2 separate regions of the Homo sapiens genome follow, and region 1 is linked to region 2. The links are chromatin loops, found by intact Hi-C in ENCODE. Cell type or tissue: B cell. All regions are shown on one strand. Links, peaks and the distances in the headings refer to the core of each region. The heading gives the core; the rest is flanking DNA. Region 1 overlaps UBE2H (ubiquitin conjugating enzyme E2 H). Region 2 holds the start of UBE2H (ubiquitin conjugating enzyme E2 H).

What was found. Hi-C counts contacts between places; a loop is a spot of excess contacts. Peaks named below come from ENCODE experiments on the same cell type or tissue, not always from the same donor. Only the 100,000 strongest peaks of a DNase experiment are listed, where the experiment ranks them.
Region 1: it touches region 2 in a loop (2.1-fold over the local background); 15 of 110 quality-filtered maps call a loop at or near these places.

What each region holds. Positions count from the first base shown.
Region 1 is chr7:129,889,090-129,905,099 of GRCh38, forward strand. The region is part of intron 1 of UBE2H (ubiquitin conjugating enzyme E2 H); the gene reads right to left. Among named protein-coding and RNA genes, the nearest start is that of UBE2H, 56 kb to the right of the region's middle. RefSeq lists an enhancer at 15,304-15,353. In B cell, for the core only: no CTCF peak of the experiment used is centred there; a DNase peak (open chromatin) is centred at 6,782.
Region 2 is chr7:129,946,644-129,953,334 of GRCh38, forward strand. UBE2H (ubiquitin conjugating enzyme E2 H) reads right to left here and starts at 6,317. Exons shown (of 7, transcript NM_003344.4): 1 at 5,860-6,317. The coding sequence starts at 5,912. It overlaps UBE2H-DT (UBE2H divergent transcript), which reads left to right and starts at 6,424. Exons shown (of 4, transcript XR_007060520.1): 1 at 6,424-6,691. RefSeq lists enhancers at 2,104-2,677, 2,678-3,249, 4,028-4,077 and silencers at 5,924-6,043, 6,054-6,153. In B cell, for the core only: no CTCF peak of the experiment used is centred there; DNase peaks (open chromatin) are centred at 2,358 and 3,188; H3K4me3 peaks cover 1,920 bases; H3K27ac peaks cover 3,230 bases.

The DNA.
Region 1 (16,010 bases), core at 4,812-8,811, 53 kb before region 2:
AGGGAATACTAGAAAGTAGGCCAAGACCAGATTACGGAGGGCTCCGAAGTGTGGATTTTATCTGGCAAACAGGGAAACAGTATTCCATGCACAGTGCATCTACCTGTGCTTTACAAAGATAACCCAACTGTGGTGTGTAGGACTGGCTGAAGGTGGGAATAAGCAGAGTTAAAGCAAAAGAGTAGGAAAGAAATATTCAAGACCTCAACTAAGATAACAGCCACATGAATCATGGGACATTAAACAGAGCCCTCACAGGCCTTCACAGCTGAACAGACCTGGCAGAGCCAGTAGAAAGCTCCAACGTTGCTACAATGTCTAATTTTCATGACAAAACAAAAAAGCAGATCTCCAAATCAATCTTCTAATTTCTAATTCAAGCTCTAAATTTCTAAGTGTAAACAAAGTATATGTGCTCCAATGTCTCCCTCTCAGTGAGGCCTTCTGGGATATCCTATTTACAACCACTTACTCCTAACATTCCCACCATGCAATATACTATGTATTTTACTTTTATCTCCTACTGCAGTGCAAGCTCCGTAAGAGCAGGAATTGTTTATTTTGTTCACAGAAGAGTACCCAGCAAACAGTAGACTACAAATGAACATGAGGCCGGGTGTAGTGGTTCATACCTATTTAATCCCAACACTTTGGGAAGCAAGGGCAGAAAGATTGCTTGAGGCCAGGAGTCCGAGACCAGCCTGGGCAACATAACAAAACCCAGTCTCCACAAAAACAAAATTTTTAAACATTAGCCAGGTATGGTGGTACGTGCTTATACTCCTAGCTAATCGGAAGGCTGACAGGGGAGGATCACATGAGCCCAGGAGTTAAGTTAGAGACCAGCATGGGCAACATAGTGAGACCCCCATCACTACAAAAAACACCAAAAAATTAGCTGGGCAGGGTGGTACGAGCCTGTAGTCCCAGCTACTTTGACGGCTGAGGCAAGAGGATTGCTGGAGCCCAGGAGTTTGAGTCTGTAGTAAGCTATGATGACACTACTGAACTCCAGCCTGGGTGACAAACATAGACCCTGTAGCTTAAAAACAAATAAATTTAAAAATAAGATGAACACATGAATGAAGTTGCCAGTCTGAGACCTTAATTTTAGCCTCTCAGACAGGTAAAGTGATACCACATATATATATACACACGTATACATACACACGTATATATACACACGTATATATATACACGTGTATATGTATACATACGTGTATATATGTATGTATATATACGTGTGTATATATATGTATGTATATATACACATATATATACACACACTTATATATATATTTTTTTTAAAGATGGAGTTTTGCTCTTGTTGCCCAGGCTAGAATGCAATGGTGTGGTCTCGGCTCCCTACAACCTCCGCCTCCCAGGTTGAAGCGATTCTCCTGCCTCAGCCTCCCAAGCAGCCGGGATTACAGGTGCCTGCCACCATGCATGGCTAATTTTTGTATTTTTAGATTTTTGTATTTCACCATGTTGGCCAGGCTGGGATTGAACTCCTGACCTCAGGTGATCCGCCTACCTTGGCCTCCCAAAATACTACAGGCGTGAGCCACTGCGCCCAGCCAACGGTGATACTATTAATGGCAAAGTGAAACACAGGACAGCAGGAATCAGTTTTGTAATGAAAGACACTATTAGTAAGTTTACTTTTGAAAACACTAAATTTGAGGTTATCAGTGGATAAACCAAGTGGCAATATATTATAAACAGCTGGAAAACTCATGACTTAAAGAAGTCAACTTATAGGCTGGGCATGGTGGCTCACGCCTGTAATCCCAGCACTTTGGGAGGCCAAGGCGGGTGGATCACAAGGTCAGGAGTTTGAGACCAGCCTGGCCAAAATAGTGAAACCCCGTCTCTACTAAAAATACAAAACAAATTAGCTGGGCGTGGTGGCGGGCGCTTGTAATCCCAGCTACTTGGGAGGCTGAGGCAGGAGAATGGCTTGAACCCGGGAGGTGGAGGTTGCGGTGAGCCGAGATTGTGCCACTGCCCTCCAGCCTGGGTGACAGAGCAAGACTCTCTCAAAAAAAAAAATAGTCAACTTATAAATCAATTAAATCTGAGCCTCTTTTTTAATTTTTTATTTTTTTTTGAGACGGAGTTTCACTCTTGTTGCCCAGGCTGGAGTGCAATGGTGCCATCTTGGCTCACCGCAACCTCTGCCTCCCCAGTTCAAGAGAGTCTCCTGCCTCAACCTCCTATATAGCTGGGATTACAGGCATGCGCCACCGCACCTGGCTAAATCTGAGCCTGTTTCTTAATCTCTAAACAAAGGGGGAGGGGATGCAGGGAAGGGACATTACCTCACTCACAGAATTGTGGAAAATTAAATGAAATACTGTATATCCAAAGGTACCAGGCCCAGCAGCTGACACAACAGGAACTTAATTTTTTTAATGTAAAAATAAATAGGCCGGGCATGGTAGCTCACGCCTATAATCCCAGCACTTTGGGAGGCCAAGGTGGGCGGATCATGAGGTCAGGAGTTCAAGACCAGCCTGGCCAACATGGTGAAACCCCACCTCTAGTAAAAATGCAAACATTAGCTGGGCATGGTGGCACGTGCCTGTAATCCCAGCTACTTGGGAGGCTAACACAGTAGAACTGCTTGAACAGGGAGGCAGAGATTGCAGTGAGCCGAGATCATGCCATTGTACTCAGCCTGGGTTACAGAGCGAGATTGTCTCCAAAAACAAAAACAAAAAAAAAAAAAAAAACACACACACACTTTACCTAAATGAATTGCCACAAAACTAAAATTCAAAGTTTATAAATGTAGTGTGTGTGTGTGTTAGTTTTTTTCCTACATTCTTAAGCAGAATACTAAAAAAACATGCTACACCTTTTTTTTTTTTTTTTTGAGACGGAGTCTTGCTTTGTTGCCCAGACTGGAGTGTAGGGGTGTGATCTGGGCTCACTGCAAGCTCCGCCTCCCAGGTTCACGCCATCCTCCTGCCTCAGCCTCCCAAGCAGCTGGGACTACAGGCGCCCGCCACCAGGCCAAGCTAATTTTTTGTATTTTTGGTAGAGACGGGGTTTCACCGTAGCCAGGATGGTCTCAATCTCCTGATCTCGTGATCCGCCCGCCTCGGCCTCCCAAAATGCTGGGATTATAGGCATGAGCCACCGCACCCGGCCTCAACCTTTCTTTTTTTTTTGAGATGGAGTCTTGCTCCCATCGCACAGGCTGGTGTGCGGTAGCACAATCTTGGCTCACTGAAACCTCCACCTCCTGGGTTCAAGCGATTCTCCTTCCTCAGCCTCCTGAGTAGCTGGGATTACAGGTGCACACCACCACGCCCGGCTAATTTTTGTATTTTTAGTAGAGACAGGGTTTTGCCATATTGTCCAGGCTGGTCTCAAACTCTTGACCTCAGGTGATCCACCCACCTCGGCCTCCCAAAGTGCTGGGATTACAGGTATGACCCACCGCATCCAGCCAACTACACCCTTTCTTGATGCTGGGTCATCATTATGAATAATAGTTGCTATACTGTACTACAAAATACAAGGATACCCTTAGGAACAAATAAGGAATATACTTATTTTTTGCTGTAGAAAATTTCCCATACTGTTATGCTAAAGTCCTTGCATTGAGAGGTTCTTTTCCTAGTTTCTCTTTGTTCTTAACCTTTAGCTATGTTTGGGAGATGACACTGGGCTACTATCCTTTAAAATGTATCTATAGTAGGCTAGAAAAATCAGATAACTGAAGTTCATGAGATTACTTTATGTTTAAAAAAAAAAGGGTAAATATGTCCTAAGAAAGACACTCTCCAATCAATAAAATATGTAACTTTTAGCAGGTTTACAACTAAATTAGTTGGCTAAAGCTGTCAAACAGCTTCTGAATAAGGGAAGTATCACTTATTTAAAAATAGCCATTTCAAAATAAATATGTATTGCCCAGAAGCAAAAAAATATCTGGCAACTTACTATGGTACCCTGAATATTTAAAGACCCATTATCTTAGGAGTAAAGAGTAACATACAGTTTTAAAATTTTACAGAGTCAACTGGTACGAGTAAGGTTAAATGGCAAGCATGTTCATTACCACCTAGCAGACTAAATCAGTCTAGCCTTAGGAGAGGAAATTTTTCTTCTCTAGTGTTATGCTTCATTTAGAGTTTCTATGTCACAAGCCAAACATAGGCAAAAACCAAGTAAATGTTACTTAAATAGGAAAATCATCACTATAACTTGGCTTTTCCCTGAATGTATTATTCCTCCAGACTTCCAAATAATAGAGTAAAAAATTTTCAAAGAAAAATTAAGACTCATAGAAACATTTTAAGACAGGTTTATCAGAAAGATAAGAAATCTAAGTACCACACCCCCATCCCCAACAAAATATTTTTAAAAGCAGATTTACAAAGTCAGATAGTCAAAGTCAGAAATGATCCAACTGCAGAAACAGTTTCAGAGAGAGAAAAGTGAAGGGAAATAGGGAAAAATAATGATACCATCTTGAGAGCAAGGAAATATAGTCAAAACAAAAAATAAGATTTTGAGAGAAATTCCAACTTCAGTTACGCACTTTAAAATATTTAGAAGCTAGAAGGCTATCGATGAAATATCAATAGCTCCTTAATAAACAAACTTGACTGCTTTGCTGTTTTATGGCAATAGTGCATATTTGCTTACTTGCAACTGAAAATTACAAATTTACATAATGTACAAATGCATGTATATAAATTAGCAGTATATTAGCTAAATAGTATATTACTCTCTTAACTCCTAAAGGGTTAATCAAAAGCCTACTTTTGGGCCTGGCACAGTAGTTCACACCTGTACTCCCGGCACTTTGGGAGGCCGAGGCAGGTGGATCACCTGAGGTCAGGAGTTCAAGACTAGCCTGACATGGCAAAACCCTGTCTCTACTAAAAATACAAAAATGAGCAGGGCATGGAGGCACACACCTATAATCCCAGCTACTTGGGAGGCTGAGGCAGGAGAACTGCTTGAGCCTGGGAGGCAGAGGTTGTGGTGAGCTGAGATCGTGCCACTGCACTCCAGTCTGGCAACAGAGACTCTGTCTCAAAAAAATAAAATAATAAATGGGACCAGGTGCAGTGGCTCACGCCTGTAATTCCAACATTTTAGGAGGTGAAAGCAGGCAGATCTTTTGAGCTTAGAACTCTGATACCAGCTTGGGCAATATGGTGAAACACCATCTCTACAAAAAATAAAAAAATTAGCTGGGCATGGTGGCATGCGCCTGTAGTCCCAGCTACTCGGGAGGATCGCTTGAGCCCAGGAGGTCAAGGTTGCAGTGAACCATGTCACGCCACTGCACTCCAGCCTGAGCAACAGAACAAGACCTTGTCTCTAAATAAATAAATGATGTGCTTTTGTTTCATATCTAATCCCATCTTTTTTTTTTTTTTTTTTTTGAGACGGAGTTTTTGCTCTTGTTGCCCAAGCTGGAGTGCAATGGCATGATCTTGGCCCACTGCAACCTCCACCTCCCGGGTTCAAGTGATTCTCCTGCCTCAGCCTCCCGAGTAGCTGGGATTACAGGCACACACCACCATACCCGGCTAATTTTTTGTATTTTTAGTAGAGATGGGGTTTCACCATGTTGGCCAGGCTGGTCTCAAACTCCTGACCTCAGGTGATCCACTGGCCTCAGCCTCCCAAAGTGCTGGCATTACAGGCCTGAGCCACCGCGCCCGGCCCATACCCATCATTTTTTTTTTTTAACTTCTTTTCTCAAAGTACATCCTACTTCTATGGAAAGATTGACACTCACTGTCAAATAACCATCAGCTAGTCAAGCATTCAGTTTAAAATCTGCAAACTTGGACTGAACCGCAGAGAATAAAGTCCTGCAAGATTCTCAAGACATGAGACACTTCAGAGATATTAACAAGTCCACAATGAAATTCCAAATCTAGAAAAATTGTTTTAAAAACTTTTTGGAAAACTTTTAGAAGGTAGGACCTTAAAAGACATCTGGTACTTAATTAAAATCCACTTTTTCTGCTCTCAGGAAATTATAAAATAATTAGACAACAAAAATCTTTCCTGGTTAACTGTAGGCCTGGAGGCAAACAATGAGCTGTGCATCTGACATGCTGTGCAGAAGTCCCAAGTGGCATTTAGTTATGGCTGTCACACAGTCTCTAGCACCTGTCACATGGGGGCTATGGCATGAAGGGAAGCACAGGCGGAAGACCTAGACCTGCAAATTCTAAGGGTGGAGGGGAGACGAAACCATTGCGCACATGAGAAAAACATGCAGGAAGAACCTTGTCATTCCAAAGGCAGAACCTACCTAATCACAGGAGGCTGGCAAGACAAGGAAAACAAATCACAACCTTAAAAATGACAATAGCAACTCACCTTGAAAACTTCCAAGTCATAGGCAACATATAATTTCCCCGTAAATGATACAAAGACATACAAATAATCAGGTGGCCCTCTGCAAAATCCTAATGAAAACATCTATTTATTTCTTCCCCCCAACTCCCTCTCCCCAAAATATCTATTTAAAAACATCCTACTAGGCCAGGCACGGTGGCTCACACCTGTAATCGCAGCACTTTGGGAGGTCAAGGCGGGTGGATCACGAGGTCAGGAGATCGAGACCATCCTGGCTAACACAGTGAAACCCCGTCTCTACTAAAAATACAAAAAAATTAGCCGGGTGCCTGTAGTCCCAACTACTTGGGAGGCTGAGGCAGGAGAATGGCGTGGAGCTTGCAGTGAGTTGAGATCGCGCCACTGCACTCCAGCCTGGGCAACAAAGCAAGACTCTGTCTCAGAAAAAAACAACAGAAAAAATCCTACTTCCCCTTTTGGGCGGTATGTGTCTTTGCTATACCACTCAAAGTGCTCAACACAAAGCAACTTCTCAATAAAAAGCTAAATTTAATATGACTTTATGGAGTATCTATGTAGTGCCTTTGGTATTCAAGTTTCCAGTGTTCTTTGAAAAATCTTGGCTGGGCGTCGTGGCTCATGCCTGTAATCCCAGCACTTCGGGATTCAAGGCAGGTAGATCATCTGAGGTTAGGAGTTCAAGACCAGCCTCCAATGTGGCGAAACCCCGTCTCTACTAAAAAACACAAAAAATTAGCTGGACGTGGTGGCGGGCATCTGTAATCCCAGCTACTCTAGAGGCTGAGGCAGGAGAATCGCTTGAATCTAGGAGGCAGACGTTGCAGTGAGCCGAGATCACACCACTGCACACCAGCCTGGGTAACAGAGTGAGACTCCGTCTCAAAAAAAAAACAAAATCTTTAAGAACACTGCTTCCATTTTTCATTTTATTTTCATTGTATTTATTTATTTACTGATTGATTGAAACAGGGTCTCACTCTGTTGCCCAGGCTGGAGTCCAGTGGCGAGATCCCGGCTCAGCTCACGGCAGCCTCGACCCTCCCAGGTTCAAATGATCCTCCCACCTCACCCACCCCAGTAGCTTGGATTACAGGCATGCATCAGCACATCCGGCTCATTTTTTATTTTTTGTATAGATGAGGTCTCCTTATGTTGCCCAGACTAGTCTCAATCTACTGGTCTCGAGTGATCCTTCTACCTCAGGCTCCCAAAGTGCTGGGATTATAGGTGTGAGTCACCTTGCCTGGCCCTTTTCTGTTTTTCCATTTTAAATACAGTTTTTACTCTAACTTGACATATAGACTGCAATGCCACTCAATGAAGATAGCATTTAGCTAAGTCAGTGCACAAAAATCTCTATTCACAGACCTTTTAATCAGGCATTTATGAATCATTCACAGTAAGCAGTTAAATTTTACGAGGAAATATTTTCTTTGGCATTCTTCATAGTGACAAATAGTTACCTCTGTAGAGTGGTGGGTGATAATTAATAAATACCAAGCTGCGGTACCCATTCAGCAGATAAAGATGATCAAAGTGTGAATAATGGATCATAAAAAATGTGCAGGAAGAGATGCCAGATATGCCATCATCCCCTTCCTCTTACATTACATTCAGCGCACCCCAAAGTCATGGAGCCACTTACTCGAAGACCCAGGTCCACAAACCAGACCATGCCTCATCTTCCTTTCCTTCCCTACACTGGATAATTACCAGTTTATGTCTCTAGAGATTGATTCCCCATCTTAATGACTTCTATAATATAATCTCAAGAAAATTCTTGAAACTCAAATACCTATAAATCCAGAGGAAAAAGGAAAAGGTAACACATATGCACATATAAATAATGAATTTGCTCTTATAAAGAGGTTAGAACCCACTAGTCTAAAGCTCTAATCATAGTCTGCTCGTTCTCCAGTTATCTTGCATAATATGAATGGCTGACCCCTGCTGCTCCCTTTACTACTTCAAGTTCATTAGGCATAGCAGGTGTCAAATATTAAGTGGCACTAATATCAATTTAACCTTGATTTCATAAAACTTAAAAAGGGGAAGAGAATACTAGACTTCGGCCTTTTTAAAGCAATACATGCAAAAAGAAATAAAGTAACAGGTTCAAAATTACTGTCAAGGTTTTATTCTGAAAAAAGCAAAACTACAGATGGATACACTAGACAGAATGCTAAATGCAATCTACATGCAGAGAACTCTGCGTTCCAAAACAAATGAATATGGCTTTATTCAACTGGGCCCAGTTTCCATTGTCCCTTTGGAAGATTTATGAGAGGCAGTACCCATTATCTGTTGGAAGTTTGATAAAAACTTGTATAAACAGTGTTTAAAAAAATCAAAAAGTAATCTAAAGAGATATAGAAAAATAGTGTCTTCTTGATTGAAATTCTGCTTAAAAACTATACAGAAGTGTAGTTAACAGGAAAATACCTTATTTGATAATACGTTCAAATAGCTATTATAAGCTGCCTGTATTTATTATCTTTATCAACATTTAGGATGAAAGAAGTGGGATAAAAAACTTTCAACAAAAACTGGAATGCTGCTTTTTAAAAAAACCCATAGTGAAAATAAGCAAAAGAAATGAATTATTTTATGGAAAAAAATTGCTGTTAAAGAAACACCCTACCATAAGAAAATCACACCAATATGAGTAAATAAGCAAGAAAACCCTGGAAAGTCAAGGGAGGTGAAAGTAGACTGTATCTAGGTGTGCAATGTGATACAACAAGAGTGGTAGAGCTATTTTCAGCATCATACTACTAACAGGTGATAGATCTCAGAGAAAAAGCCACCCTGCCATATTAGCAAAACTGCTAGCTCAAGACCAACAGAAATGATTAACATACAGTTAAGAAATGATCTGTCAGGTACAATTAGGACATATGAAGTGATAAACAGTATAAAAGAAACCAACCTAATCACTTAAGTAGAAGTTTAGATTTAAATATGCATCAACAATAAGAATGAAGGCTGTATTGTTATGAAGTATGAGAAGGAAATTAAAAATCAAGTTTCTCACAAGGAGTAGTACTTCCTGAAGAACTGAATAATATGAAAAAAATCAAGCTATTTAGCAAAACAACAGAAAACAAACCTAGACACAACAGTGGATGTATATATAGTAAGAAAACTTGACATTGAAAAGGTGAAAAAACTATTGAGTTTCCTTCTCTCGTGTTTGCACCACGGAGACAAGTAGAACTGATAGGCTCAGGTGCCACCATGTGAGATGTGCTGGTGCAATCAGAGGGCACAGTGCAGAGGAGAATCCCTCCTGAAAGACACAAGAGCACCCTCAATACAACCAAATAACCTCATCAGATCAAGTGTTGAGTTGCAGGCCTTTTTTTTTTTTTCTTGTCTTTTAAAAACATGACTGGGGCTTAAAATAGCCTTTCCACCCCGCAACTTCTAGTCCCACTGCCTAGATACTACCATTGCTTATGCACTTTCCATAGAGATGTTTATATACACACACATCCACGTCATCACATACACAAAGACATGTAGGTACAAACTGTTCTGTAAATACCTCTGCCCATGCATCTAGGGAGGATATGTTTGAGGACATATAGATCTAAGCTCCTTTTTTTAGTGCTTGTATAATGTCAATATACCATAATTTACCTATCCGTAATTTCATATCCATTAGTGAATAGGAAGGCTGTTGTCTGCTGTTTGTTTTGTTTTGTTTTGCTATTAGTTACAATAAACATCCCAGTACATGTCTGTTGGTATACTTTTTCAAGTATCTGTTTGCAATTTCTAGAAGTGGAACTTCTATTCAAAGGGCTGTATACCTAATTTTGACATATAATGCTTAAATATCCTTCAAAAAGGTTGCATCCAGTTACTTTCTAACTACCATCACCTAAGCAGACCTGTTTCCCTCATGCTCTCACCAATACCAGTATTAAAGCTTTTATAGTAAAATAAAGTTCACCTTTAAACACCACCTCAATTGCCAAACGCAGCTCAAATTGTCCAGTGCTTTTTTTTCTCTCATGCTGTTCACCAATCCAACAGAGCCCTGGCTAGGTGACCCATGGGGAAAAGCATGCTTTTCACAGGGATTCGCTCTACTGTTCCTTCTTGCCTCTTTAACACAACACGTGCATGTGCTCAGGATTCACGAACAAAAACTTACTAAGATATGAAGCACCTTTCATCAACTATCTCAAAGAGAAGGCTAATCAATTAAATCTCACCTAACGTGTGAGACAGGTTAACTCCAGAACCTGATCAGAAAAAAACAAAAACAAGGACAGAGTTTAGTCTGATACGGCATCACTTAATCAAACAACAAGGAGTAGTATTTTACCTACATCTCAAACACTTAAAAAGTATTTGTACTTCTAAATCTGTGCCCCCACAGGGCTGGACACCATGGCTCACACCTGTAAATCCAGCACTTTGGGAGGCCGAGGCAGGCAGATCACTTGAGGTGAGGAGTACGAGACCAGCCTAGCCAATATGGCAAAACCCCGTCTCTCTACTAAAAATACAAAAACTAGCCAGGTGTGGTGGCACACAACTGTAACCCCAGCTACTCGAGAGGCTGAGGCAGGAGAATCGCTTGAACATGGGAAGTGGAGACTGCAGTGACCCGAGATCACATCACTGCACTCCAGCCTGGGCTACAGAGTAAGACCCATCTCAAAAAAAAAAAAAAATTAAAATAATAAAATAAATCTATGCCCAAAATAGGATATGAAGTTAACTTCTTATTTCTTAGGTGGACCTGATACGTCAAATAGCTCCTTATTCCAAACTACTGTGCTATTACAGCATGCAAAATAATGTGTTCTCACAAAAGAATGACATGGATTTAATTATCTCAACATCCAACATTAATGTAACACATATGTTACTCTCCAATTTGCTAAAAGCCATAGAGTTTACCCTTGACTACTTAAATGTGAGATCCCATAGAAGATAATTCAAACACATGGAAGATAATTCATTGTATCTATATAACATTTGTATATACTATTTGATTTTATAGTTTCGAATATTATCAAATGACTTTCTCACATTGGAGTATCAGGATTTTCAACCTCACCCCCATGTTTCTTCTTCCTCTCCATGGAATACAATCACATCACCATTGTTGGCCAAATCACTATTTAGAGATTATATTATGACCATGTAAATTTTTTTTTATTATACTTTAAGTTTTAGGGTACATGTGCACATTGTGCAGGTTAGTTACATACGTATACATGTAAATATTATTCACTTCTGAGCCATATAGCATCGTATGATTAAGATTTCTTTTTCCTTTTTTTTTTTTTTTTTGAGACAGAGTCTCACTCTGTCACCCAGGCTGGAGTGCAGTGGCACCATCTCCACTCACTGCAAGCTCCACCTCCCAGGTTCACACCATTCTCCTGCCTCAGCCTCCTGAGTAGCTGGGACTACAGGTGCCCACCACCACGCCCGGCTAATTTTTTGTATTTTTAGTAGAGAAGGGGTTTCACCGTGTTAGCCAGGATGGTCTCCATCTCCTGACCTCATGATCCACTCGCCTTGGCCTCCCAAAGTGCTGGGATTAACAGGCGTGACTCACCGTACCAGGTGTTTTCTTTTTCTTTACAGTATTTTTCCCCAAGGAAATAAGCACTGTCTTAAACACTAAATTAATAAGAAACCAATGTATCTATCCTTAATTTGTTCCTCACCTCAGACAGAACTGTCTCAACATGTTTAAACACATCAAGATGAGTATTTGTATTTAAATGTTTTCCCTAGCAAATGTACCTTTCTCATTATTTGTGGCTGGTGAGTTGTGGAGGGAGGACAGGAGCCCAGGCAGTCTAGTTCAAGTCTGTTCTTTGAGCCACCCTATTTGCCTCTCTCTATCAAGACCACAGGGCTTCTGGAGAGGAGTGTGGCACACTCAGGCTTGTTCTGATGAGGAAGGTGACCAACAGCGAGACTGCACAGCGCCACAGGGAGATGCTGGTGGGATAGAGGTCGGTGGGGGCTAATGCACAGACAGGTAAGTACTGATAGGCAGTAGACTGGCTGGAGGGGAAGCCACATTTCAACGAGATTTTGAAGAACTGGATGACTAACTGTATATGAGGGAGAAGAAAGACTCAAGAATATCTGATATTTCCAATCTAGTAGATGATGACACTTTCTTTTTTTGAGATCTTCTTACCCAGGCTGGAGTGCAATGTGTGATCTCAGCTCACTGCAACCTCTGCCTCCCGGGTTCAAGCGATTCTCCTGCCTCAGCCTCCTGAATAGCTGGGATTACAGGTGCCCGCCACCATGTCTGGCTAATTTTTTGTATTTTTAGTAGAGATGAGGTTTCACCATGTTGGCCAGGCTGGTCTCAACTCTTGACCTCAAGTAATCCACCCACCTCAGCCTCCCAAAATGCTAGGATTACAGGTGTGAGCCACTGCACCCGGCTGATGACACTGTTCTAACAAAAATAAAAGGCAGGCAGGAGTAGCAGAAGCAAGTTTGGTGGGGGAGCGGGGGAGAGAGAAGAACAATGTGGAGTATTTAACATGATGAGACAACAAGTAATTGTCCAACAGACAACATTAAGTGTTATTAACCCGTTTTCACTTAGTCCTACTTCTTTCAAAGTAGATCTTTAAAACGGGAACTCAGCATACAAAGAGTTCTAAGAAAAGGCTGAGCAAATGAATAAAAAAATGTAACTTTAGATCTTAGTAATCTAAGGAATCATTAAACTACATATAAGTCTCTTAACAAAACCATTACATGGCCGGGCACGGTGGCTCACAGCTGTAATCTCAGCACTTTGGGAGGCCGAGGCGGATGGATCACCTGAGGTCAGGAGTTCAAGACCAGCCTGGCCAATATGGCAAAACCCCGTCTCTACTAAAAATACAAAAAAATTAGCTGGGCATGGTGGCAGGCAGCTGCAATCCTAGCTACTTGGGAGGCTGAGGCAGGAGAATCGCTTGGACCTGGGAGGCGGAGGTTGCAGTGAGCCGAGATGCACCATTGCACTCCAGCCTGGGCGACAGAGCGAGACTCCATCTCAAACAAACAAAAAACCTGTTGCACAAGTGAGAATAAGGGAGGCTCCATGGGACGGGGGAAGGCTTTGGAGTAGAGCAAACCTGGGTTTGAGGCCCATCTCCCCCATTTCCTAGGAAGTAGCCTACAGCCTCCTATTTAAGGTGGAGGAGCTTGTTAGAAATGAACACACTGGACCCCAGTTTCAGACTAACTGAATCAAAATCTCCATTTTAACAAGAGTCCCCAGTAACTGAGAAGCACCAGCCTAAGGCAAGTGAAATGATCTCTAAGCCTTGCCTCCCCCCACCATTTACAAAAGTGGGGATAAGCATATTTACCCTACGGGGAAACTGAGGATTAACAGGTGCCAAATATTTACCAAGCCTCTATCAAGAGGTGTTAGTGTCTTACATATGTTACATCGTTTAATCCTCTCAACAACCCTATCATGCAAGTATTGTTTCCATTATAAAAAATGAATACACTGTCGGGCTGCAACCCCGTCCAAGGTCGGACTGCTATTGAGTCGTAGAGCTGCTACTCACTGTGGCTCCCTGCTCTGCATTTGGCTTCCCATTAACCTCAATAATGCATATGCAACCTAGTGCAGCCAAGGGCACAGAATGTGTGAGAGCAAGGGAGGAAAGAAGCCTTGCACCTACAGAGAATCTAAACACTAGTTTAAAGCACAATCCACAAAGTTCAAAAACTGTACTCATATAAGCTTAAATGACTCAGCTGTGCTTATCCTTGAACTGATTTTCAGATAAGGATGTGGCATTAAATGAACAGTATTTATTTCAACAGTTGTGCTAAAATAGATCAACCAGCAGAATGCAACGACGGTTAATAAGACTATGTGAAAATTCTCAATAAGACACAGAAAACTCTCAATATAGCTTTATTCCAGGCTCCTGAGGGATAGGAATTCAGACAAGAAAAGGAACATCCTAAGAGTGTCTGTAATTGTAGGATATATTTCACATAAAGACTGAAATTCTCGGCCAGGCATAGTGGCTCATGCCTGTAATCCCAACACTTTAGGAGACCCAGGTGGGAGAACCACTTGAGGCCAGGAGTTTGAGACCAGCCTGGGCAACACAGCAAGACGCCATATCTACAAAAATTTTAAAACTATGGCTGCATGTGGTGGCTCACGTCTGTAATCCCAGCACTTTGGGAAGCCAAGGCAGGAGGACTGCTTGAGCCCAGGAGTTTGAGACTAGCCTACGCAACAAAGCAAGACGCCATCTCTATTATTTAAAAAACAAAACAAAACTAGCTGAGCACAGTGTTACACACCTGTTATCCAAGCTACTGAGAAGGCTGAAATGGGAGGATCCCTTGAGCCCAGGAGTTCAAGGCTACAGGTAGCTATGCTGGCATCTGTACTCCAGCCTCGGCAATAGAGTGACACCCTGTCTCTTAAAAAATAATAAGTTCTAGGTTATCTTTCAATCGTTATTTTTTGAGTATTAACATTCCAGAAAAGAATGTGCAAAATTAACATTTAGAATCCCAATTTATAACAGTGCTAGTTCCAAACAAATCTAAAGTATGTGAATCACTCACTGTATCGACAGCTGTCTAATTTCACTCATCCAAGCCCACAATATGCCTGACACGGTCTCAGTCTGCCACATTCTTCCTCTCTTACCTTTCTAGATACACTGGTCTTCTTTCATTTCCTCAAACACAATAAGCTCTCTTCCTCCCCAGGGCCTTTGCAATGGCTATTTCTTCTGCCCAGCCCTGATTTCCCTGTTTTGACAGATAGCTTGCTGATTCTTATCCTTTAAGGTGTGTCTTTTTTTTTTTTAAATAGAGATGGGGATCTCGCTGTGTTGGCGAGGCTGGTCTCAAACTCCTGGCCTTAAGCGATCCTCTTGCCTTGGCCTTCCAAAGTGCTGGGATTAACAGTGTGAGCCACTGCACCAGGCCTTTATGGTGTGTCTAAATGGCACTTCCTTAGAGACCTTTCCGATCACCTGAAGTACATGCCCAACAGACCATCCCAATTATTCTCTACCTCATTCTATTGTCTATTTCCTTGTAGGTTTTATCATGAGTACTATTTTGTCTTTTTATATCCTCCCTCACCTCGAACGAAATTCGACTTCCAAGAGGGCAAGAACCTTATTTGCCTTTATTCCTGACATGTAGCTGAGTGACTAGCCTCGGCTACGTGTCAGTGGATGCTCAACAGAAACTGGTTAAATGAATAGTGTGAGTAGGTGCCAGGCACTACGCTAGACAGTAGGATCTGGAAATAAGAGAGCATCTGCCCTCTGAAAGCTCCAAGTTTAGTGGGGAAATGAACAATCAATAAACTACCAAAGAGGCAGTTAAGAGTGATATGAGGGTTACTCAGCAGTGCTGAAGAGGCACACTGAAGGTGCTCCTGTCCTAATCCAGGAGGTGGGGAAGCCAAAGGTGTTTTCAAGAGGTGGTGATGCTGGCTAAATGCAATGGGAGATTAGCATTTTGCTCTTATATGGCAGCTACAGTGAAGTTTTTTCCAAGGACATGAAGTAAGATGGCCCCTCAGAGTTCAACTCGAGATCAACACACAATGACTGAGGGGAGTACAAGCCATTTGAAAGAGAAAATCTGGTTTTCCA
Region 2 (6,691 bases), core at 1-4,000:
TTATTTGTTTTTTGTTTTTTGAGATGGAATCTTGCTCTGTCCCCCGGGCTGGAGTGCAGTGGTGCAATCTCAAACTAAAGTTTGAGAACTACTGTTTAAAGAACTAGGATTACAGGTGACTGGTTTTCCTTCTTGTAACCTATGTTTTTCTCAATTATCTTTTTACTTTTGAAATCCAACTAAGTTCTTTTAAGTATTTTACTAACAGGTACACTCTGTAGGTCTACAGGTAAAAAGCTATTACGTTGCAAACATTATAACGTAATGTAAGGTCTGGATTACATGCCTAAAAATCCAATGATTCTTGGAACCATCAAATCTGTTAAGACTGAAAAGAATACCAATGTTTAAATATATCTATAAAATGCAGGTCAAGGGGCTAAGAAAATTGCAACACTAGAAAACCAACAAACTTAGGTTGTTCTAACATACATACACAAATACAGGAGGGACGTTTATGGGTCACATCTGCGAAACATTTTTTCCCAAAAAGCTGAATTTTTAGGCTTGCGTGTAATTTACTAGAACTGCACTGCAGGAATCAGATGTTCTGAAGCTGTGAATGCTTACTCATGTAGGTTCCTGCCTAACCAAAATAAGTACCAGTATGTTATATTTGTCACCAAAATCTAGGCAGGGAAGACAAATTCAGAACACTGAGAGTTGCCAAATCTTTAACTTTTAGCTTGAAGACCATAAAGCTGTGCCAACTTTCATCTCATCATCTCACTAAAACAGAGTCCACTGGAAATAAAGAGGCAAACCACAGGTTCCCAATTGACACTAGAACTAGTTAAAAGATTTAGGGAACTGTCTACCCTTTGAACACAAATTAAAGAGTAACAAAGACTACTAACTTAGGGATAGAGTAACTACTGATTAACAGCAAAATACCAAAGTTAAGTCAAAGACAAATGGCTACATATTTTAATATTTTAGTTTTGAAATTTTTTTAAACAGGTGTACAGATCCCCATATACATCCTAGCACACAAAATTCATTTTAACCTTTCTATTCCTTGAAAAGTCCACTCTAAGTAAATACAAGTTACTCAAAAAGGCACTACACACAGCAATGACCTAACACAGCCTGTCCTTTCCGACTAAAAAAGTTTTAACTAATTGCATAAGCACCATGACCACCCATACTGAATTTTTCACTACTAAACTCCCAGCACAATGCTGGCACAAAGCAAGTACCCAAACATATGAGGATTTTTTTTTTTTGAGATAAGAGTCTTGCTCTGTCGTCCAGGCTGGAGTGCAATGGTGTAATTTAGGCTCACCACAACCTCCGCCTCATGGGTTCAAGCTATTCTCGTGACTCAGCCTCCCAAGTAGCTGGGACTACAAGCCCGCACCATCACGCCTGGCTAATTTTTTATATTTTTAGTACAAGTACATACGGGGTTTTGCCATGTTGGCCAGGCTTGTCCCGAACTCCTGACCTCAGGTGATCTGCCCGCCTTGGCCTCCCAAAGTGCTGGGATTACAGGCATAAGCCACTGTGCCAGCTTTTTTTTTTTTTTAATTAAGAGAGTCTTGCTCTGTTGCCCAGGCATGAGTGCAGTGGCATGATCTTAGCTCACTGGACCCTCAAACTCCTACACTTAGGTGATCCTCCCGCCTCAGCCTCCCAAAATGCTGGGATTACAGGTGTGAGCCACCACACTTGGCCACATCTGAGGTTTTGAATTTGTTAGAGAAAGCTTCTGAAACCCTAAAGCAGACACCAACGATTCTGTAAAATTAACTCAGGCCGTTTTAATGTAAGACACCGTCCCTTTCTATCACACTTGACGCTTTCTTAAGGGAAGCTGACATTTCTGCCATACTTTGGAATCCCTGCAAATGAGTCAGTTAAGTGCATTTAAAGTGGCATGCCCTGGGCCAGGTGCACTGGGCTCACACCTGTAATTCCAGCACTCTGGGAGGCCAAGGCAGGAGGAAGATTTGAGGCCAGGAGTTGGGAGGCCAGCCTGGTAACCTAGTCAGACCTCGGTCTCTACAAAAAATGTAAAAATAAATAAGGGGGGGATCCTATTACTGAACTCCCTCTGAAAAGAAGAATCATTGAAAACTCTTGGTATTGTAAGTTACAAAATTGTACATATGGTGTATGCCGGTCCCCATTATTATCCGATCTACTTTTCTGATTTAACCTTAATTTTTCTAAACATTTCTTGTACTCTAACAGGTCAGGTTTTCCTCTTCTCTTTTTACCCCTCGAAAACACACTTGTTCCTGTAACACCACTCAGAGGGCCTCCCCAGCCCCCACCTCTTTTGTATATAAACACACTCTCTTGTCACATACTCCATCAGCTGTTTGGTAGCTCCTCCCCTCCTCCTTTTCCGGGTAGTAACAGGGCGGCCAATGAGCGCTGAGGAGCGGTGCCTGCGGCCTTTTGCCTGCATACGCTTTTCCAAAACAAGCAGCTCTAGCCTTCAGCAGGGGCCACTGGTTCACAGATGAAAGGATCACCAGGGCTGTGCAACAGGGTGAGACGAGTAACCCCCACCAACAAGGAAACCCGTGTAATCTGAGCTGTTTGTTCCTCCACCAGGGAGAACTTAAACCGATATTCCTTTAGGGCAAATCACGCTTTAAGGTCACCAGAGCCCCAGCTCTCAGACAATCTAAATAATCAGCTGGTTGGAGGTGGAAACCTCAAAGGTTGCCAGGCTCTGGGCAGCACAGATCACCAATCTACCTGACTTTGCAAACAAATGGCCGCACTATTCGAGACTATTCCATAGGATCTGGGCTAACTGCAAGGTTTTTTTACTGGGACACATTCCTAAAGGATCCAAAAGTCATGTAAATCAGTTTCTAGGCTCCTGGGGAGGTTTGCACAACCCTTAGCAAAGGATCAGAAGAGAAACAATGAATGAGTCAGAGTTTCAGAACATAATCACCCAGCAGATTATTAAGTGCATTGGTGCAAAACACTCACTCCCTGCATAACTTGGGAGTCAGCTCTCCTACCAACCCGTCACAAAAGAAATATCACTGACTCCAAACAACAACCAGAGACGGTGTCTCCAAAAGAACCGAGCGAGGTGGTGGAAGGCAGCGGCCAATTAGTTACACATCCTCTTCTCTCCCTACCCCCACACTGCTACTTTCCTACTATATAGGTTCCCTGCCAGGCTGTAAATCGTGGTGGTATAATTACGCTCAGGAGACATCCAAAAATGGGCTGAAACAGGAGACTGCAAGGAAACCAGCTATCGCCCCCCACACCAAAGAAATCATCAAGGGGCATGGGGGGCAAGAAGTGCATTCCTTCAGACCTTTTCTTCCTACTTCCTCTCCACCATCTTTCTCAACCCCCAGCCTTTTCACACAATTGTACTCATTTTAGTAGAGGGCTGGGGAATTTTTCCTTAAATTTTCTGCTAAATATACCTTACTCAAAAATTGTTGGCTCCATTTGGGCCTACTGATCTGTGAATTCAACAGAGAAAGGAGGACACAAAATCTCTCACCTACACAACACACACAAAAGGAAATCCGAAACATTTTAACTTCCAAACTCCATTATACCAGAAAATAAACACGAAACAAAGATAACCTCTGGCTTTTAAATCTCGAAACTGTTATCCTCCTATCTCAGATCTACAATTTTAAAGCGCCTCTGCTTTCTTTTGTCAGAAAGGAAGGAAGGTGGGGAAAGAACAGAAGGCCAATGCATCTTTGCCTTTCTTCATCTTCTACTAAAAATAAGCTATGAAATAAGCCACTTAGGGGGAGAAAAAAAAGACACCCTGCTGTTCTTTGTCTGTTTTCCTCTCCCTCTCCACCCCCCACACCCCGACTCCTAAATGCGGTAATCATTCTAGATGCCACAACTACTAAATGAACAAAAGGCACTGTATGGAAAAGGCATCAGGTCAAGTTAGGCCCCCCTCTTTATCCTCAATCTTTTAAAAATATGTCTATGTACATAATTTGAGACTCTGACAACGATCACAAACAGCTGGAATTGTCTCCCCACTCCATCCCAATTAAACATTAGGTAGAAATTCGCATTAGGTGTGACAGTAACTCTCAATTCAAGATAAAAATAACTCAGATGCTGCCACTATGTCATTTCCTAGTTTCTAAACAAAAATAAAACCCGAAACTGCTTTGTGTAAAATGTACACACAGTCATAGTTACAAGTTTTCCTGCAGCCTTATGAAAAGCCAACATTACTGGTATCATTCACACATTTACAAAACAATCACAGCCACAAACAGCTCATAAAGAGTTGATTTCACTTGCGCCTGAACATATATTGGGTACACTATACTTTATTAGTTGCTCCGCTCTAATCTCCCACTCCCCCAAAAATTCTAAACTCCAAACCACAAACTTAGAAGTCTATCTACTGCTCCTAATTTCTAACCAAGTTTTCCCTGAGCAAGGAGAAAAACACCTTATTTCTGAAAAGATTATTTTTTAAAAATCTCTTGCCCAGACAACTTCCCTCCCATCCCCCACTGCCAAACCATATGCAAAAACTACTTTTTTAAAACTTCAGCAAATTCCCTAACTGAATTTTTTGACAATAACCACTGATCTCTACAAAGAGGTAAAACACTCAATCAAAAACAGCAACAAATAAAAGGAAGAAAAAAGGTATTCACCTGAAGAATTTAGCCAAACAACTTGAGTTATATAAACAAAACCCTGCAACAGGGGGAAACGGTGGGGGGATGGGGAGGAGGGAGAGAAACAGGAGACAGGACTTTTAAACTGTGTTCCACACTACCACCCTCTAAGCCCCCACTTGCCCCCCTCCCCAAGGACTAGCTGTTCAGAACTCTGGGCTCCCCCTACCCTCTAAACTACCCTTCAAAAAAAAAAAATTCTCGATTTGTCACAGGAACCTTCGCGAATTTCTCTAGCTGGTCCTGAAATAATCAGTCTGGACTCCAACCAAAACCACTGCCTGAAGGGCTCTTATCAGTTATAGCTTTCCCACTGCAACCTCCAGAGTGCATAAAGTTGGGGGGAGGGGGCAGAAAATAAAGGGTGTCACTTGGCGACATCAGGGCAAGTATTCCCCCAAGAACCTGACCCTCACAGAGGAAGTTTTGCCCAAGTGGCCAGTCCAGGGACTATTTATTTTGTCCAGGAGCTCCTCTTTCCCCAGCTGTCATACCCACAATATGGAGGGTGGCTTGCTGGAGGGCCCGGGGGTCTTCATCACATACAACTATGGGTGGGACAGGCTTTGTCAGTGGAAAGGAAAACAGTAGGGTTCTCCCGGGGACCAGAAAGCTTAACAGGAGGGACTGACTGAAAACACACAGAGCTCTTTCTTAGAAGAGGGGGCCCTGAGCAGGAGACTCTCTTCCTAATATAGAAAGGAATTAGGGATAAAAGAGGTCGCTTGAGTGACCCCAGTTCAAGCAGCATTGTGGTTGGAGGAAATGGGGGCATCTCAAGAAACGGAGAAAGGCTTCCCTCTCGGGAATTTCTGCCTTGATTCCCTAAATCCAAAGCGAGCAAACAGGAGAGAGAAACCCTGAAAATGGGCTCGGTGGTAGAGAGTGAGGCGACTGGTCGTGCAAAAAGAAAAAAGGCCGTCTCGGGAGTCCAAACGTCGCGGAGGAAAGTCACAGGCTCTGGGGATACAGGAAGAGCGAGCAGCAACGCGTATTTCGGGGTGCTGCGGAGAAAAGGCGAGCTGAAAAGGCTCTCGGCCCCTGGGAGGTGCCAAGGAGCCGCCGTAGGCACTGGGGGAGGAGGGGAGTCTCGGACAGTGGCCTGGAGTGCCCCAGGGCCCTTGCAGTGGTTCCGGGGGTGCCCTGGGCATCCCCACACCGCCCCCCACACACAGCCCGAATTCCCCTCCACGAAGGATACAGCTTGACCACGTCCGTGTCCATCCGCCTCTTGCCCGGACTGGGAGATGACATGGTGTCGCCGCCGCCTCTCTCCCTTCCTCGGCCCGTCTGTCACGGGCCCGGGGCCCCGGCTCTGAGGAGCCCGCGGCCGCGCCGGCTCCTCGGTGGAGGTGGCAACACCCCCGCGGTCCCGGCGGTCCCGTCAGCCGCCGCCGCCGCCCCCCGCACGGGGGAACACCGGGCACTGTCCGGCCGGGTGGGGGTGGGGACCCTGCGGCGCCCGGCTCGGGCTGCCCCTCTCCGGCTGTGGTTCCGCCGCGGCCCTGCCCCGGCGCTCCTCTGCGCCGCGCGACGCTCCCTCCTGCCTGCTGTGGCTCGCTCGCCTGCTCCCCACTCACCCTCTGACCGGCTCCTAGCAGCCTCCACTATAAGCGGACGACTCCTGCTCAGTCGGCCTCCCTACCCCAGCCTCGCTCTGGGCGCCGTGACGTCACCTCTGTGACGTCATCGGAGGGGCGGGTCTGGTCGCTGAGAGGGGTGGGGCGCCGCCGCGGCGTGGGCTTTCCCGGGGAGTTCTGGGAGTTGTAGTTCCTCTTTCTCCGGCTGTCTCACACCCTCTGTCCCCTCCCCCAACTTCCCCACCTACTTCATCCCTCAACTGCCACTGTCGTTATCATCATCCTAAACGATAAGAGTAAATAATGGCAATATTATTACATTCGTGGATTTAAGGGTAATGAACCTCCCTTAACACTCTGTTTAACAAGCTGTTAATTTCTTTGATTTGGAGGAGGCCAAGGTAGCAATTACTCAGGCACCAAAATCTGGAAATCCCCACACCAGCAGGTTCC